2 separate regions of the Homo sapiens genome follow, and region 1 is linked to region 2. The links are chromatin loops, found by intact Hi-C in ENCODE. Cell type or tissue: heart left ventricle. All regions are shown on one strand. Each heading gives the region's core, and the rest is flanking DNA. Links, peaks and the distances in the headings are about the cores only. Region 1 overlaps DENND2B (DENN domain containing 2B). Region 2 overlaps DENND2B (DENN domain containing 2B).

Region 1 (9,245 bases), core at 922-8,921, 69 kb before region 2:
AGCTTTTGTTATACTTCTGTCTATGATATCTCCCTCTTTTTCTGCTTACCTTTTCCGTTATTTCAAGTAAAACTCATCTGCTATTACCAGATTGTCCTTATTTTCTTTTTGCGTGAAATTAACTAGCTTTATTGATTTTTCTAATAAAAGAAATACATGCTCATTGAGGAATATTTGGACAATAACAAAAAATATTAGGAAGAAAGTAAAAGTCACATAATCCCCTATAGCATAATTATTGTTAATTTGTGGTGTATCTTGTCCTTTGGGATCTTCTTCATATGTGTTAACATATATTGCTTTTTCCCCCAAAGTGCCATCATTTTTCACTTATATTTTGTAACCTACTTTTCTGACTAATATTACTTGGATATATTCCACAGACAGTACATACAGAGCTACTCTATAATGTTTAATGCTGCATAGAATTACATTGTATGGATGAATTGTTATTTAGTTAACCTGACGATGGACTTTTGGGTTGTTTCTGTTATTAATAGCTATGTGGGCCAAAGCAGGAGGATTGCTTGAGGCTAAGAGTTTGAGACCAGCCTGGGCAACGTAGTGAGATGCTATTTCTAGAAAAAAGTAAAAAATTAGCTGGTGTGGTGCTACATGCCTGTAGTCCCAGCTTTTCAAGAGGCTAAGGTGGGAGGATCACTTGAACCCAGGAGTTGGAGGCTATGTTGAGCTGTGATTGTGCCACTGCACTCCAATCTGGGCAATAGAGCGAGACCCCATCTCTTTGGGAAAAAAAAAAAAAAAAAAAAGGTAAGTGGTGGCAAATATCTACATATCTGTATAGCTGTGCCTACTTGTATAACTTCAGGATAGTTATTGCTAGAAGTTTCTAAAAATGGAATTACTGGTTCGAAAGCTATGTAATATACTTAAATTATTTAACAATATCTTTTTTTTTTTTTTTTTTTTGAGACAGAGTCTCACACTGTTGCCCAGGCTGGAGTGCAGTGGCGTGATCTCGGCTCACTGCAAGCTCTGCTTCCTGGGTTCATGCCATTCTCCTGCCTCAGCCTCCCGAGTAGCTGGGACTACAGGCACCCACCCCCACGCCCGCCTAATTTTTTTGTATTTTTAGTAGACATGGGGTTTCACCGTGTTAGCCAGGATGATCTTGATCTCCTGACCTCGTGATCTGCCTGCCTTGGCCTCCCAAAGTGCTGGGATTACAGGCGTGAGCCACTGCGCCCGGCCAACAATATCTTTTAAAACTTGGAAAAGTATATGGAAAAGTGAAAGGTTAATATAATAAAAATCTATGTACCCATCATCCAAATTTCATAAATGTAACACTGTACCATATTGGCTTCAGATCTGTTAACATAAATTTTTTTTAAGTTTGACAAATATGTACTCATGCTTGGAGGCTCAGGAAAAAAAATTGGACAAATATGACTAAAGCTTTCTGCAGTCCTTTCCTCCTCCTGATACTGATAAAAGCCTCATTACTGTGCATATCTTATCCTTTTACATACATGTGTCCATAAATAATGTATAGTATTGTGTTTTAAAATGTTATACACATGATACTATTCTTGCAGGCAAACCTTTTGCAGGTTGATTTTTTTTCATTCAAAGTCATTTCTAAAAAGTTTTCATGTGTAAAATCATTTGGTTTAATTGGTGTATAATGCACCATTATATGGCAGTGAGAAATGGTTAAAGTCTAATTTTTGTGTATTACAGACACTATTGTAATGACTGTGCAAGAGTTTGTGTACGCCAGCTACCTAGGAATGGAAGTGATGTGGTGGGGAGTATGATTCTTTAGCTTTACTAGGTAATTCCAGATTGTTCTCTATAGTAGTTGTTATGTGTTTACCACCAATGTATATAAGTGTTCATTTCCCCTTATTTTTGCTAACACTTGGAGATCCCATGCTTCTCAGTATTTTCCAGTCTAAGTATGATATAATATCTCATCACTTTAATTTGCATTTTCCCAATTTATCAAAGAGATTGAGCAATATTTTATTTTCTTTGAATTCTCTGTTCATATCTTTTACTTATTTTTCAGTTGGGTTTTCGTCTTTTTCCTTTAGAAGTTCTTAATATGTTCTGATTTTTAATCACTTGTCAGTTATGTGCTCTGTAATTATTTTCTTCCTGTCTGTGGCTTATCTTTTAACTTTGTATAGGTTATCCTTGTGAGGTTATGTGTGTGTGTGTGTGTGTGTGTGTGTATTCCTAAATTGTTTTCCAGAAAAATTATACTGGTTTACAGAACATCCAACAGTATATGAGAGTGCCCAGCTTGCCACACCCTGCCTGACTCTGGGAATAGTTTTATCATCTTGCCCAGTGTAATAGACAAAAAGTGGTATTGCCCCTTCTTTGGTGGCTTTTCCTAGAACATTCCTACCTCTTTGTTATAGCCAAAAGCTGGCTTTTCCCTGAAGATCTTACTTTCCTTGTGACCCTCTCCAATGAAGCCACCTCACCTCCTCCCAACTCTCGCTCTGAACTCCCCACGTTGCTTCCAAGCCCGGGCTGGCAACCTTTCCCATGAGAAGTTAGTCCCTCCTCTGCTCACTCTTGGTGCCCTTACCTGCCTATTGACTTCAGGCTAACTGTTAACAACCTTCTTCATATGTCCTCTTTTTGGCATAATTAGGATTTGAGGATTCATACTGAGAATCCATCAATGCTCCGGCCTCACAGTCCCTCCATCCTTCCAACTCTAAGGACTTCGTCTTTATTCCTCTTCGGGTACCTTTGGCTTTATCACTTGGAGCAGTTTCACTTTTAGGATGCTGAACTCGGAGATTCCCTTCCCTTCCCTGGTCTCCTGTCTGTTTCCACCTCCCACTCCTTCGCTGTCCCCTCCCAAGAGCTGGCTCTCCAGCTCTTCTCTGCCTGTGTAGCCTCTTAGCCACCCTGGCCACTGCCTACTGATTTTTCTGTTCAGCCTGAGCTTCAAAGGTAGAAATTCTCATCCTGCACTTGCTGCTTACCTCAGTTCTCTCTCTCCCTTGTCCCTCCTGTGATCATTAGCCCTCGTGGACCACTTGAACAGATTTTTCTGCCGTAGCCCCTAGACCTCTGAGTATTGCTTCATCTTTCAGAAGCATAATCTCTGACCCATCATTCTTTTCTCAGAAAACTTCTGTGATTCCCCAGAGAAAAACTAAGATCCCTGATTTGGCTCTCAGAGGCCTCTAAGAGCCGACATGTCTCTGTCTTTCCAACTCTCTTTCTCCCTGGTCTACTTTCAATTAAACTCCCATCAGACTGACAAACACTTTGTTGTCCTTCATACGTCTTCTGCTTTCCTGCTTCCAAGCCCTTGTGCATGTAGTTCTATCTGTGTAGGAATACCCCTGTATTCTTTTGCCATTTGATCTTCCAGGCCTAGCACAAGGGTCACCCTCTCTGTAAAGTGTTCTTGATCCTTTATTTGGAAGTAATCTCCTTCTACCTAAGCTTCAACATTGTATCTCTCTAATGGCATCTCTCTAGTGGCACTTAATTTCATCTTTCTAATGGCACTTAAAATAGTCTTCCTGGTATTTATGAGATTTATATGTCTATTGTATTCACCCTACAGAGTGGAAGCTCCTTGAGGATGGACCCATACCTGATGCATTTGGTGTCCAAACAGCACTAAACATATTGGCTTATGCATGGTTGGTGTTTGGTGTATATTAGCTGAATGGATGCATGACTGTAAGTATGAATGGAAGGAGGAAAGATGGTTGTCCTGGCTTCCAGGAACCATAGTTACAATTTCATACTGCCCCCCTTCTCCTGCTCTAGCGAGAAAAGAATCAGACTCACAGCTTGACCCAGGCCAACACAGGAATAGTTCAAGCTCCTGGCCCACACTGCACCTGGGGGAGCCTGAAGCTTGTCCTACCGTGGGAGCAGGAGCCTTGAGTACCAGGAATTTCAATGGGATGTTTTTGAGTTTAGGAAGTTAGGCTGGCTGCATTCCATGACATGCAAGGGAGAGGATTTTGGAGTAGCACAGAAAATGGAAACCTTGGCCGGGCGTGGTGGCTCACGCCTGTAATCCGAGCACTTCGGGAGGCTGAGGCGGGGCGGATCACCTGAGGTCAGGAGTTCGAGACCAGCCTGACCAACATGGAGAAACCCTGTCTCTACTGAAAATACAAAATATTAGCCGGTGTGGTGGTGCATGCTTATAATCCCAGCTACTCAGGAGGCTGAGGCAAGAAAATCACTTGAACCCGGGAGGTAAGAGGTTGTGGTGAGCCGAGATTCCACCATTGTACTGCAGCCTGGGCAACAAGAATGAAACTTCGTCTCAAAAAAAAAAAAAAAGAAAGAAAGAAAGAAAGAAAAGAAAGAAAAAGGAAACCCCGAGCATGCTTTTGGCAGAGGTAGGTGCAGAGAGGCTGGAGAGCATGGTAACCCAGAGGGGAGGGTTCTGTTTTTACCAAGTCACACCACTTTCCTTCCTCCATACCTGCTAGGGCTGAGCCTCAGTTGAATGTGAGAAAAACGCTATGGGTGTGATATTTGCCACTCTCTCTGCCTTGGGACCTTGAGTCATAGTCTCATTCTTCATCTCAAACAGTCTTCTGTCTCATTCTGTCCAGCTACTGTTTGTCCTTTACAGTCTGGCTCACATTTCCTCTCCCACAGAAGCCCCGTCCAGAGCTGCTCTGTCCCCTCCACCACTCCATTGTCCTGTCTTTCTAGTTTGTGTCCCACACTTGCATCGTTTGCTGTTGTGTCTCAGTGCCCTACATTCGTCTGTGAGCTCCCCACATGTAAGAATCACATCTCATGTTTTGTTCTCTCAGCTAAAACAAAGTGGTGATCAATAATTACTGTCAATGTTATTAGGGAGCCTGCTATTGGAACTTGGAAGATTATCAGTAGCAGAAAAACTGAAGTGGGAATGGAAAGACGTGAAAGTAGAACTTAGCCTGGGCTAGTTCTCCAGAGTCTTGAGTCTGGGGAGGAACTGCCCTTTCATCTTTACCATGGGTTTCTTGAATTCTGGCTTCTGAAGCTCTGCCTTTCGACAGTAATCAGCATTTAGGCAGGTGACAGAATCAGGTGTTCAGGGTGTGCCCTCCAGGGAAGAAGAGAGAGAGGTGATGGCCGGCACCCCATGCAGCAGTGACTAATGTGGGCCAAACTGGCACCATGCCTCCCAGCCCCCGGGTACGTGGGAGCTGTAGGCACACATGGTAGATTGGAGCTGGAGGGATCATTTACCAGCCCTTCCCTGAGCTGGAAGCAGGCGGGGAGCAGCAAGCCAATTGGCAGACTTGCCTTTTCTGCCTTAAAGTACTTTGTTTCTGTTGCTAACAACAGACATGGGTAGTATAAATAAAACACAGACACACAGGCACATAGACACATGTGGAGACTGAATATTTGAGCTGTCAGGGGCAGGGGGAGGGTGGATGTGGACGGGGACTGAAATGTGTGGCTAAGCCTCTCAAGATAGTGTGCACTAGGTCTTCTCTTCAGCCTTGGAGATGGGTGTAGTGTAAGGGGTGGCTGTGTGGAAGGCCCCCTGAAAGCAGTCAAGTAGGAAGTGATACTGTCTGGATGCCACAGGCTTCAAAGACTAGGTGCTCGTTATGGCTGGATGCAGTCCTCATTAGGCAGACTCTTTCGAGCTAGTTGCTGGTGATCCAAGGGCCAATGGTAACTTCTTTCCTTCTGTTCTGCCCTTTCAAGGCTTGACTCATTGATCCCCGTTAGTGCTCACATGTGGTATAATGGTCAGCAGCTGCTGTGGCCTTTCTGGCTGACCTGAGCTGTACAAGCCAGCATGCCTAAATATGTGACTGTTGTTTTGGGTAAGCTCCTGAAGGATGTGAGCTTCCTTAGTAGAGACTGAGACCCATTCAGCCTCTCTGGAAAAGATGGTCTTAGTAGGAGGCTGAATAGTTCATGCTATAAAAAGCAACAGCTAAGTCACATGTGAGATAAGCTTATTCAGAGACTTGAGGTTCAGGTAGATTACAGGGAGGATGGATGATGAGGAAGACTGTGAGTCTCCACTGCTGGAAATATAAGTAGGGATGGGTTAGGTGTTCTCTCTTTTTTTTCCCTGGGTTGAACATTATATTCCCTGGTATCTAAGATTACATCAAGAGAGCCTCTTCTGGTTCTGGGAAAAAGAATAACTGTATTGATAGGAATTTTAGAGCACTCCCAATGTGTGTAGCTTTGAGCACTTGATTCACAGATATCTCTGACACTTGGGATGATCATCTGATGGTGTGGGCATTTGGAGTAGCTCTTAGCTGGTCTCTCTTTTCCATCTTACTGCTTTCTTGGACCATATGTGACAGGCCTAAGGAATGTCCAACAGGAGGTACCTTTGGTCCATATGAATACCAAGTCAGTAATAGTTCCAATCTTCTAGAAGCAGTGAGACGCCACTCCAGTCTGAGGGTGAGACATGAAAAATATGTGGGCCTTTTCCCCAGTCATTGATATAGCAACATTTGTCTCCCCTGGGCAGGGGGAAATGAATTAGGATTACCCTCTGGGTTGAGCTTACAAGTCTGTCTTAGGATCTCTTTTTTACCGAGGTAGCCCTCTTGGCTATCCAAGGTGGGGTGCCTGGGTGGGGGTGGCACACTGGAAGCTCATAGCAGCTGCTTCTCTCCAGGCACTGTAACTCACTAGCAGCTTAGGACTAGATGTGAGGCATGTATCACGTGGCATTTGTTACTACAGGAGTTAAAGGACCAAAGTAATCTTAAATGGGTTACCTATTCTTATAATTTAGAAGGTATGCAAGATTATACCTATAATAATAGCAAGCCCATTCACTCTCTCATAAGCTTTCTTAAATAAGAGAGGGAAGGGTGGAGTTACTCCTATGGTCAGAATTGCAGATTACCCTTTTTCCCTAAAGAGGCCTAAGGGTTGGCTCCCATGTGACCCCCATCATCTCTGTAGTCAAGTAGCATCAGGCCTAGGAACCCCTAAGGAGATCATTCTCTCTCTGTTCCCTGGCTTAGGGCAGGGATGTGAGGCTTTTGCCTGGCACTAAGGAGAGGTAGTTGACCATGGCTATTATTGAATGAGGTTGGACCCAGCCTAGCTGATAAAATTCTAAAGCAAGATGGGGCAGTGCTACCCAAGGTGGTCACAGAGAATGAAGGTTCTTATAATAGAATATATTCTAAGCCACTAGGCCGTGGTGGCTTCTTTGAAAGGTTGAAGTCTTGAAAGGTAAGAAGACCCCATCTAGCTGGGTTTCATGTGCTGCCCTCACCTTACCCCTACAAGTGGCACAGCAAGCTGCCTGCGATGTCTGGTGGTTGACTCTGCTGCCTGCATGGTTCAGGTGAGCAGAGCAGTTCATGTTGAAGCCCCTCCCACCGGTCAGGAGCCTGTAGGACTGTGTTGTTTTCCTTCCTGTGTCCTCAGTGACTGGGCTAGTGTCTTGCACAAGGCAGGTGCTTGGTCATTGTTTGTGGATTGAATGGCTTCTCAGCCTGAGCTTCAGGGGACCTTGGCCTGGGCCTTGGAGCATACTAGGAGTTGGATAAGCAGAGAGGAAGAAGGAGAGCACTCCAGGCTGCCAGTGATTTGAGCCCAGAAACATGGGGCAGAAATGGACACGTGGACATGTTTGGAGCAGAAGGTGTCCTGCCTGGAGAGAGGTAGGTGTGTGTGTGTGTGTGTGTGTGTGTGCGCGCGCGCGCGTGCGCGCACGTGCGTGTCTGTGTGCATGTGCAAGTCTGTGTATCTCTGTGTGGGCAGGTCTGGGGAGGGTGGTAGGGCCAGGGCTGGCTGAAGAGGGAAGGAAGAATTGGAAAGTGAGATTGGTTGGAACCAATTAAGGGAACCTGAGTCTGGTGTGATTGGCGGTTAAGGAGCCCAGAAGAATGACATGATGATACTGACATTCCAGGATGCTTAGTCTGTCACTTATGAGCAGAGAGGACTGGAGGTAGAAGAATAAAGGGGAGCTTGTCATACAATAATACTGTTTAACATTTATTTAGTGCCTCCTATGGGCTGGCACTGGATAAAGTGCTCTCTGTATAACCAGAGACCATTGCAGTAAACTAGGTATGAGGTGATAAAGTGGAGAAAAATTTCAAAGAAGATGACATTGTTTCTTCATATTTGGCTATATTTGGCTCTTATTTGGTTAAAGAAGAAATGGCTCCAAGGACGTCTTCCTCCTGGGTCCTGCTTCCGGCAGCGTGTCCTTGAGCATGGGGCTGTTAATCTGGCCTGGTTGGAGCTGCTGAGATTTTGCATGCTCCCTGCCAGGAACCAGTGTCCTTGGGTCTCAGCTGGGGTGTGTCCCCACCCCAGCCATCTGGAAGGTCAGAGGAATTAGCCACTAGAATGTGCCCATTAGTGGCTTTGAGGGGTTACAACCTGTCAGTGGAATCTGAAGCCCGGGAACTGCCTCTCTCCCAGGGCTTTTTGGAGTTGGAACAGCCTGACTGTTCTAGCACTGACTGCTCCCTTATTTGGACAGTAAATTTTCAGGGTGAGATTGGACTTCTCTTTTGTCTTGGGAGAGTTTTTTGTTTTTTTAAGTATTTGACATTCTTGTGAGTGATTTTCAAGGAGATAACACGACATCAGAGCTATACCTTTCTTCACCTGATTCTTTCCTTGGTCTCTAGTCCATCCACTTATAAGACCCAGATGGGGGCCAGGCACAGTGGCCCACGTCTGTAATCTCAGCCCTTTGGGAGGTCAAGGCGGGCGGGTCACTTGAGGTCAGGAGTTCGAGACCACCCTGGCCAACATGGTGAAACCCCGTCTCTATTGAAAATACAAAAATTAGCCAGGTGTGTTGGTGGGCCCCTGTAATCCCGGCTACTCAGGAGGCTGAGGTGGGAGAATCTCATGAACCTGGGAGGTGGAAGTTGCAGTGAGCCAAGATCACGCCATTGCACTGCAGCCTAGGCAACAGAGAGAGACTCTGTCTCAAAAAAAAGTGAAAATAATAATTAAAAAAAAAAAACGAAAAAAATAAGAAGACCTAGATAGGGTTCCTAGACTGCCCACTCATCTCAGTCTCCCCAGGGGAGAAGCAAGTAACATCATCCTATAGACAAGAGGCAAGGTGTCTGAGGCCCCGGGGTTGGGCTTCAGGGCCTGGGGGCAACTTCCTGCCCAGCCTTGAGACATATGTCTTGGTTTTGGGGAACTTGCTGTGCCCCTTGACTTGTGGATTTGTAGTTTATCAGCCCAGCTTCATGTGGGGCCAGGATGGGAGCAGGGCACAGCCAGGAGTTGGGGTGGTGGTGATGAGA
Region 2 (9,245 bases), core at 480-8,479:
GTGAGAAAAGCTGGGGTGGTGGGGGAGCAAAAAACATTGGCTGTGAGGTCCAGCAAGTATGTACTCTGCTGTTCCTTTTCCAGATGAAAACAGTGAGAGCGAGAGCGACTCTGATGACAGGTTCAAAGGTGAGGCACAGCTCCCATGAGTACGGAAGCTCTCCCAGCAGGGCTGCAGGGAATCAGCCTTCCCTTCCGATGCATGTGTGGTTCCAGTGTCCCTAACCGGCCTGATGTGGAGAGGTGACAGACAGGCCAGATACCAGAACAATAGAGCAGGGAGCCACAGGGAAGTCTGTCCTTATAGACATGTGAGCTCAGCCCTGCAAGGTTAAATCCAGATGTCTCCCTTTGCCAAATGTAAGGGTGGTGACCTGCCCAAACTGTCCCAAGCCATTGTCCATGGGAGTTGGGTGCTAGATTTGCCTGGTAAATGTTGTAGATCTCAGCCGGGCGCGGTGGCTCATGCCTGTAATCCCAGCACTTTGGGAGGCCAAGGCGGGCAGATCACGAGGTCAGGAGTTCGAGACCAGCCTGGCTAAGATGGTGAAACCCCATCTCTACTAAAATAATACAAAAATTAGCCAGGCACGGTGGCGGGCGCGTGTAATACCAGCTACTTGGGAGGCTGAGGCAGGAGAATCACTTGAACCCGGGAGGCGGAGGTTGTAGTGAGCTGAGATCATGCCACTGCACTCTAGCCTGGGCGACAGAGCAAGACTCTGTCTCAAAAAAAAAATTGTAGATCTGGAGGGTCAGAGAGGGGTACAGAAGATTACAAGGACCTCTTCTGGCAAGAAATGTGCCGTAGACTGAGGAAACTGTTTCTCTGGAGGCCCTGCAGTCCCCCATCTCCCCTGTCCCCAGAGAGGAGCTTGAAAAGGTTCTGGAACCTTCACATTCCAGGGTCCTTGGATAAATCTTTGTGCTTTCTCTACTGGGAAACCCTGCCTAGGCCTTCCTGGATGATTATCCTCTCATCCCCAGGCAAATGGGCAAGTGGACTTTGGATGTAGGAGCATGTCCTGCTAGGGGCCCAAGGATGAAGCCTTCGTGGATGTTCGTGTATTCTAGTCCTTTTGGTACAGGGACAGAGTGGGTGCCAAGATACATCCCTGGGTTTGCCTGGCCTCGGCAGTCCTCCTGCCCCAGCTCAGTCTCCAGAGGCTCCAGGAGGACCAGGCCCGCAGCTTCCTGTGTCAGGGCAGAGTCTTTGTGCAGGGGTCAGCACCTTGTGCCTGCCGGTCCTCCTGCACTGTGAGCTGGGGATGGTATCAGACTAGGCTCACGTACTTAAAAGTGCTCCACAGCAATGGAGCCCTGAGCCAGGGGTAGAGGAGTTAACATGAGGCCTGTGAGGGTCCATTCCCTGATGTGCAACCTGCCTCCAGCCCACACACAGCGCCTGGTCCACATCCAGTCGATGCTGAAGCGCGCCCCCAGCTATCGCACGCTGGAGCTGGAGCTGCTGGAGTGGCAGGAGCGGGAGCTTTTTGAGTACTTTGTGGTGGTGTCCCTCAAGAAGAAGCCATCGCGAAACACCTACCTCCCCGAAGTCTCCTACCAGTTTCCCAAGGTGAGGCCTTCTCTCTCCCCACCTTGCCCATATTCCCCCTCTTCCATCCTCTATCCGCCAGGCCTATCTGGGGAAGGAGAGAGATCTTGTTCGTCATACGTCCTCACCGAGCTGCCACAGCCCTGAACCTGCCTCCTCTCAGCCAGGAGGGAAGACAGGGCTGCAGCGGGGGTGGGTTTGGGCCAGTGCTTGTTCAAAGGATGAGGACTAAGAAAGAACCTCTCAATGTGCTTATAATAAAATCCAGAACAATTGAATACCATACAGTTCACCCACTTAATGTATACAGTTCAGTGTTTGGGTGTATTCACAGAATTGTGCAATCATCACCACAGTCAATTTTAGAACATTTTTATCACCCCAAAGAGAAACTCTGCACCCACTAGCTGTCACTCCGCACTTCTCCCACCAGCCTGTCTCTCACTCCGCCTTCCCTGCTTGTCGCCAGCCAGCCTGGCCTCCCTCTTCTTCCTCTCACACTCAACCCCTCTCTCTCTGCCATTGCCTCTGCCAGGAATGTGCTTTCTCCAGCTCTTCACGTGGCTGCTGGCTCCTTCTCATTTCTCAGGCTCTGCTCAAGTAGGACCTCTTTCAGGAGGTCTGTCCAGACACCTGCATGGAGCCCCTCCCCTGCCCAGCTTGCTCTGGTACATAACCCTGCTTATTATTTTATTTTTTTATTCGAGACGGAGTTTCGCTCTTGTTACAGAGGCTGGAGTGCAATGGCGCTATCTCGGCTCACTGCAACCTCCGCCTCCTGGGTTCAAGCGATTCTCCTGCCTCAGCCTCCCAAGTAGCTGGGATTACAGGCATGCGCCACCACTCCTGGCTAATTTTGTATTTTTAGTAGCGATGGGGTTTCTCCATGTTGGTCAGGCTGGTCTCGAACTCCCAACCTCAGGTGATCCGCCAGTCTCGGCCTCCCAAAGCGCTGGGATTAACAGGCATGAACCACCGCGCCCGGCCACCCTGCTTATTTTTTTTTTAAGCCCCGCTCTGAGATGTTGTGGTTGACCATCTCACTCTGCTGACGAGAATGTGTAAGGTCGGGGACCTTGTCCCCTTTGTTTTCCATTGAGAGCCAAGAGCCCTGGCGCATAGCACCGTGTCAGATGCCATATAGAAAGCACTCCGCTGGCATTTATTGAATGAATGAATGATGACTCTGGGCTCTGTAAGAATTCGGAGTGGGACAAGGGTTGCTGAGATCATGCCCGCTAGTCAGTGGCATCTAGGGCCCTCAGGGGAGGAGGGGCTTCTCAGCCACCACCACCCGCCCTCAGGTTCCATGTCATCTCCTGGTTCCTTCTTCCCTGCAGCTGGACCGACCCACCAAGCAGATGCGAGAGGCAGAGGAAAGGCTCAAAGCCATTCCCCAGTTTTGCTTCCCTGATGCCAAGGACTGGCTTCCTGTGTCAGAGTATAGCAGGTGAGGCCTGGCCTGGCCTGAGGGAGGAAGGAGCATAGCCTTCTTTACCCCCATAGCGTGGGCACCTGAGTGGGGCCTGCTCTAGTCTCATCCTCTCCTACAGCAACCTGGCCCTTCACCCCACGTGAAAATGACGGTCCCTATTCTTGGGGGCTGTTTCCTAGGTCCTCTCACACCTCCCTGATGCCAGACCTCTCTTTGTTCCAGTGAGACCTTTTCTTTCATGCTGACTGGGGAAGATGGCAGCAGACGCTTTGGCTACTGCAGGCGCTTACTGGTGAGTGAGGCCATTCGGTCCTCAGGCCAGCAGGCAGGGGATAGGCCAGGGTGTGTGTGTGTGTGTGTGTGTGTGTGTGTGTGTGTGTGTGCCCTTCTGCAATTTTAGCTTGTATGAAATCCTATGTTATGCTTCCTGAGGCCACCCCGAACCCCCTGCCAACACACACACTTTCACAGGTGAGGCTACCCTGGGAGAGCAGGGCTCAGAGTGGTGCTTCTGAGGGGGCCTTAGGATCGGAGGTTATCTGGAGTAAGGGGAGGGAGTGGGTTTTCATGTCTTTTTAGTTTTTCTCTACTTTTTCGTCATTTCCCTTGGGATCATGGGCTCTGATTGCTGGTCTCTGGTTGCAGGATCGAATCGCCCCCAGCAGTATGTGTATATGCATCAGATTAGGTGAGGGACAACCTTCCTCACCCCCATACCTGGCCAGCCTGTAGTGGGGAGGAGGCCTTTCTGTGGTGTGGTGGGGCTGGAGATTGGGCAGGGACAGAGACATACCTTCTCTGGGAATCTGAGAGAGATACCTTGAATCTAGGGGAAAGGGATTAGGTTTTGAAAATGTTAGCCATTTTGTAAAGAGAAGTCCCTCACCATTTCCCTTCCCATTAGTCCTGGGAAATAGATTGGGTAGAGGCTCAGAGCCTGGCCCCTGCTGCACTCCCAGCTTGGAGCTACTGGGTTGTTGACAATGTTTTGGGGTTTCCAGGCCTTAGCAAGAGAAAGCCTCCCCAGATACCAGTCTAGGGGTAGATGAAGGGGGCAGGAGCCCTGAAGGAAGGATTTGGGGCCGGCCATTCATTCATTCAGAAACACTTATCATCCCTTATCAGAAGCCCTGACCTATTGAGAGTCAGGCACGTGCTATTGAGAGTCAGGCACGTGCTCATATAAAGATGAGTTTAACATGGATCTCCCTCTCGAGGAACTTTAGATGGCCTGTTACAGGAGATTGGACTTTCAACACAGGAGGGAAGGGCCAAGGGAATAAGAGGGAATAAATGTTGTTTAGAACCTGTCACATTCCAAGCTAGATGCTTCAAGTATGTCTTTTAAAAGAAAATGATCACAATAGCCCATGGGTTATTATTATCCCTGATCCATAGATTGGAAAGTCAAAACTCAGAGGTAGAATGACTTGCCCAAGGTCATACAGAACCAGAAGGGAAGTCGTTTGTCACCAATTTGTACTCTTGGATCACCCCCAGAGGATGGACTGGGGAGAGGGGGCGTGGGGAGGTAGAATGCCCATGGAGGGGCAAAGGGCGTATGCACAGGAGTGATGCCAGGTGGTGAGCCAGGCAGAGGCCAGCATGCCTCTGGCCGCCTGGGCCTCCCAGGCTTGGAAGGAGTGTTGCGAAGGCTGCCTTTGCTGGAACATAGATGGAGCAGAGCTGCTCCTTTGTAGTGGGGCTGCTGCCCCCAGGGAAGAGCGTGTTTGTCCTGGCGTGCTCAGAGAGGGCCTGGGCTGGGTCTCTGCCAAGGGGGCTGGCACTAGCTCGGCATTCCTGCAGATTGGACACAATGATTCTGATCCAAATCCCACATACTTGATTTAATCACTTGGGGCTTTAGGGGAGGCGGGGGAGAGGGAAAGAGACAGGAGTGAGTTTCAGGCCTAATATGGACAAAAACAGATTCTGCCTTCTCTTTAGATCTGTGACGTGTGGCCAGCAGGTTTGGAGACTGAAATAGCCCCATCTGCATTTGCTTAGCAGCCTGCACGAGGGGCCAGCACCTGCTGCTCTGCTCCCTCCCCACTCGGACTTGCCAGGCCCTCCAGGCCTCTGAGTCCTGCTGGAGAAGGCACTGCAGCCTGCATGGGGGCTCCGGGCCTGGGAGCTCTCAGTGCATGTCTCCCCTTTAGCTACCCACCTTTTTTTTTTTTTTTTGAGACAGAGTTTCATTCTTGTTGCCCAGGCTGGAAGTACAATGGTGTGATCTCGGCTCACTGCAACCTCCACCTCCCGGGTTCAAGCGATTCTCCTGCCTTAGCCTCCTAAGTAGCTGGGATTACAGGCGCATGCCACTATGACCGGCTAATTTTGTATTTTTAGTGGAGATGGGGTTTCTCCATGTTGGTCAGGCTGGTCTCGAACTCCCAACCTCAGGTGATCCACCTCCCTTGGCCTCCCAAAGTGCTGGAATTACAGGCGTGAGCCACCGCGCCTGGCCATGCCTACCTTTTAAGTCCCATTCTTCTTTTGCTCCTTTACTCCATAGCAAACCTCTACCCAGTGTCTTTGTTTTCTTTCCTTCCTGTCAGAAAGCAGCAGGCTTTAGGGGTAAGACAGCCAAACAGGGCCAAAGCAAACTCCTGGCTCCACAGCTTCTAGATAGGTGGCCTTAGGCAATGGCTTTATCTTTTTGAACTCAGTTGCCTCATCTATAAAGGGGATAATAATCCCTCTCTCACAAATCTCTTGTAAAGTCCCAAGCCCAGGAGTCAGGTATAGCAAATGTTCCATAAACAGTAGCTCCCATCTCTTGTTTTCAGTTTGCTCTCTTAGAATGGAGGTGGATCAAGAAAGGGAGAAAAGAAGCAAAAAAAGGAATGGTATGCCGAATGTGCCCTATGGGGCTAAAAAGCTACAATGGCTTGTCCTAAGGATGTACCCTAGTCCTTCCCATCTGCTGGGGTCCCAGCCTCAGGGCTATGAATCCACAGACACCCTGTAGCCTCTGCCAAACTGCTTTGCCCTTTGCCAGCCCCCGTCAGCGTCCTCCTGGGAGGAAGGGTGGAGCCTGTGTGGAGCCTGGCAGGAGCCTGGTACCTGGTGCTGGGAGACCCTGCAGAGCTGAGGCCTGTCCTGAGAGTGGTGGCTGTTCCTTCAGGGCTCTGGTTGCAGAGAGGTTTAGAGGAGGCTTAAAGTCTTCCTCCACTAGAAGGGCAGTCCTTACTCCTCCGTTCCCAAGGAAAAGGAGCCAGAAATGGTAATCATGCATTCTCTGTGTCTGTCTCTCTCCTCCTCCTCCTTGTCCTGGCCCAGCCAAGTGGGAAAGGGCCCCGGTTGCCAGAGGTGTACTGTGTCATCAGCCGCCTTGGCTGCTTCGGCTTGTTTTCCAAGGTAAGAGGCTCTGGCAGGCTTCCCTCCCCGTCCCCCAGCTGACAGCTCCCACAGGAGTATCTGCAGCCAGCTTAGATGAGAAAACCACCTGTGACTGTGAGCGAGCGGGAGACAGAATGCAGGAACAAGTACCAGTGAGCTCTCTGACACCCTCCCATTCCCCGGCCTGGTTCTCTACCCAGCTGGCTGGCATTTCCCCAGCTCCTGTGCTGGCAGTGTCTGCCCCTGTCACAGCCCACCCTGGGCCCTAGGCAGAGCCAGAGTCCTTGGGGAAGCAGGAGCGCCCAGGGAGCTGACTCTTGGGTGGTATTTCCTTTGCCCAGCTACTCCGCTCTTGGGGACTGAAGCAAGGCCAGTTAGGGAACAGAGGAGTCACTGAGTGCCAAGGAAAACGGGAAGGGTAGAGTGTGCAGATCATGGCAAGACCACCTTCCCGTCTCCCAGCTTCTGGGCTAGCCTGGTCAGATGCTTGGCTGCCCTCTTCTCTGCCAGGAGGGGGAAGGGCAGTGCCCTGACACCCTTCCTCTTTGGGCTGCTGGCGGTGGGCACAGGTCCTAGATGAGGTGGAGCGCCGGCGTGGGATCTCCGCTGCATTGGTCTATCCTTTCATGAGAAGTCTCATGGAGTCGCCCTTCCCAGCCCCAGGGAAGACCATCAAAGTGAAGACATTCCTGCCAGGTGCTGGCAATGAGGTAGGGATTTCTGCACCCTCTTCTCTCGGGCTACGGGCTGGGGTGGCAGGAGGACCATGCTGGCCAAGGTCGTAGTCTTTGGGGGTTGCAGAGCACGGTCCCTCCTTGCTCAACCATGTCTGTGTACCCCATCACTAGGGACCAAAAGAGCAAACAATAGGAATGTACATGTTGTCCAGCCCTCTGTTCCTCCCAGGGGCCTTCCCTGACCCATTTGGACTAAACTGCATTCCATCTGCCTTCCTTTTGTTCATTCATTGAACAGTTACTGAATGTGTGCCATCTCACAATCAGGGATTGCGCCAGACCTCAGAGCAGAGTCAGAGGTAGAGGGACGTGGCTCTGTCCTCATGAAGTTTGTAGTCTAGTGGGAGATACTGCTATTATAAACACTTTTACATATAAATAGATAATTCCTAAATGTGTTACAAGCCAAGTGAAAGCACAGGACCTTATGAGAGTGTGAAACAGGGGAGTCTGCTTTAAATAAGGGGCCAGGGAAGGTCTCCTCTGAGAAAGTAACACTTTATCAGAGACCTAAGTGGTGAGTGGGGGCAACTAAATGAAGCAGGAGGAGGGAGATGGAAAGAGAAGGATATGAACGGGAGAAGATTATTCCAAGTAGAGGAACCAGCATCTGCAAAGGCAAAAGTTGGGCAAGTGCAAATGCTGGTCAGAGGGTTGATGGGGTGGGGGTAGAGGGGTGGGTTGGCAGGCAAGAACCCAATCACGATGTCCCTGCTAGGCCAAGTTAAGGATTTGGGGTTTTATCTAAAGCAGGGGTATGATAAGATCTGACGTATATTTTCATTTCATTTTATTTTTTTGAGACAGGGTCTCACTCTGCCACCCATATTGTGCAGTGGTGCTGGAGTGCAGTGGTGCTATCATGGCTCACTGCAGCCTCACCCTCCCGGGCTCAAGCGATCCTCCCGCTTCAGCCTCCTGAGTAGCTGGGACTACAGGCGTGCACCACCAAACCCAGCTGACTTTTGTATTTTCTATAGAGACAGGGTTTCACCCTGTTGCCCAGGCTGGTCTTGAACTCCTGGACTCAAGCAATCCTCCCACCTCCCCCTCCCAAACTGTAGGGACTACAGGCGTGAGCCACCTGTGGCCAGCTGATACATGTATTCAAAGCCCACTGTGGCTGCCATGTAGATAATGGTCGGAGTGAAAACGGGGAGACCAGCAGGGATACTGTTGTGGCACTATGGGTAAGAGATGATGGCAGCTTTGGATTAAGATGTGGTAGAACAGGGGAAGGGAAGTAGATGGATTTTAGAATTAGGACCAATAGCACTTTGCGTTTGATTGGAAATAGGGAGTAGTTGTTACAGAGACTGTAAGGCTGACTCCCAGTTTTCTGGCTGGAGCCCCAGGGTAGATGATGGAGCCATGTACTGAGATGGGAGCTCGTGAAGGAGAAGCAGGTAATGAGGAGGAAGAGCAAGAGTCCAAATGTGTACATGTCAAGTTTGAGATGCCCATGAGACCCCCAAGAGAAGGTATTTAGTAGCAAAGAGTGTAAATAGGGAAGAGAAGAGAGCCCAGTATGGGGTCCTCCTCAGTCCTGGGGAACCCCAACGTGCAGAGGCCCTGCAGGAGAGGAACACTCAGGAGAGGGCTGCGGCTCAGGAGCACCTCAAAAAGGAAGCCGTGATCCGGATCAGGAACCACCAAGAGGTCAGGATGAGGCGTGGCAAGATCTTGACAAGTGCAGGGGCCCAGAAGTTGGGCTGGAGTGAGTTGAGAAGTGATGGGTGTGAGGAAGTGGAAACAGCCTGTGTAGACATCTTCTCAAGATTGCATGGCTGTGGAGAGAAATAGGGAAGAGGGCAGCAATTGAAATGTGGAACTAGGGAAGCTTGTTAGGGATGGTAGTTTGTATGCTGGTGGGAATGGCTGCCAGAGGAAGAGGTTTGAGCTGCAGGAGCAGGAGGGGCTAGCAGAGAGTACTGAGAAGATGTGGGTGTTAGGCTCCATGGAGGGCTTGGTGTTTATTAGGAGAGGAGGGAGTGGCTTAGTAGATTTTGGATTCTCATCTGATGGCTTTGATTTTCTCAAAGTAGAAAAGGTCAGACCGGGCACCGTGGCTCATGTGCTTGTAATCCCAGCACGTTGGGAGGCTGAGGCGGGGGGATCACTTGAGGTCAGGAGTTCGAGACCAGCCTGGCCAACATGTTGAAACTCTGTCTCTTCCA

Evidence for each region. Hi-C counts contacts between places; a loop is a spot of excess contacts. Peaks named below come from ENCODE experiments on the same cell type or tissue, not always from the same donor. Only the 100,000 strongest peaks of a DNase experiment are listed, where the experiment ranks them.
Region 1: a loop joins it to region 2, with 1.8 times the contacts of the local background. A loop is called at or near these places in 21 of 110 quality-filtered maps.

The regions. Positions count from the first base shown.
Region 1 is chr11:8,774,572-8,783,816 of GRCh38, reverse strand. All of the region lies in intron 1 of DENND2B (DENN domain containing 2B), which reads left to right. The region is part of intron 1 of DENND2B-AS1 (DENND2B antisense RNA 1); the gene reads right to left. Among named protein-coding and RNA genes, the nearest start is that of DENND2B-AS1, 10 kb to the right of the region's middle. RefSeq lists an enhancer at 9,206-9,245. In heart left ventricle, for the core only: no CTCF peak of the experiment used is centred there; a DNase peak (open chromatin) is centred at 5,166; H3K27ac peaks cover 3,965 bases.
Region 2 is chr11:8,704,881-8,714,125 of GRCh38, reverse strand. It overlaps DENND2B (DENN domain containing 2B), which reads left to right. Exons shown (of 20, transcript NM_213618.2): 8 at 84-128; 9 at 1,391-1,575; 10 at 2,895-3,004; 11 at 3,212-3,281; 12 at 6,272-6,349; 13 at 6,901-7,041. Among named protein-coding and RNA genes, the nearest start is that of SNORA3B, 24 kb to the right of the region's middle. RefSeq lists an enhancer at 3,475-3,976. In heart left ventricle, for the core only: no CTCF peak of the experiment used is centred there; DNase peaks (open chromatin) are centred at 4,735, 5,055 and 6,365; H3K27ac peaks cover 3,365 bases.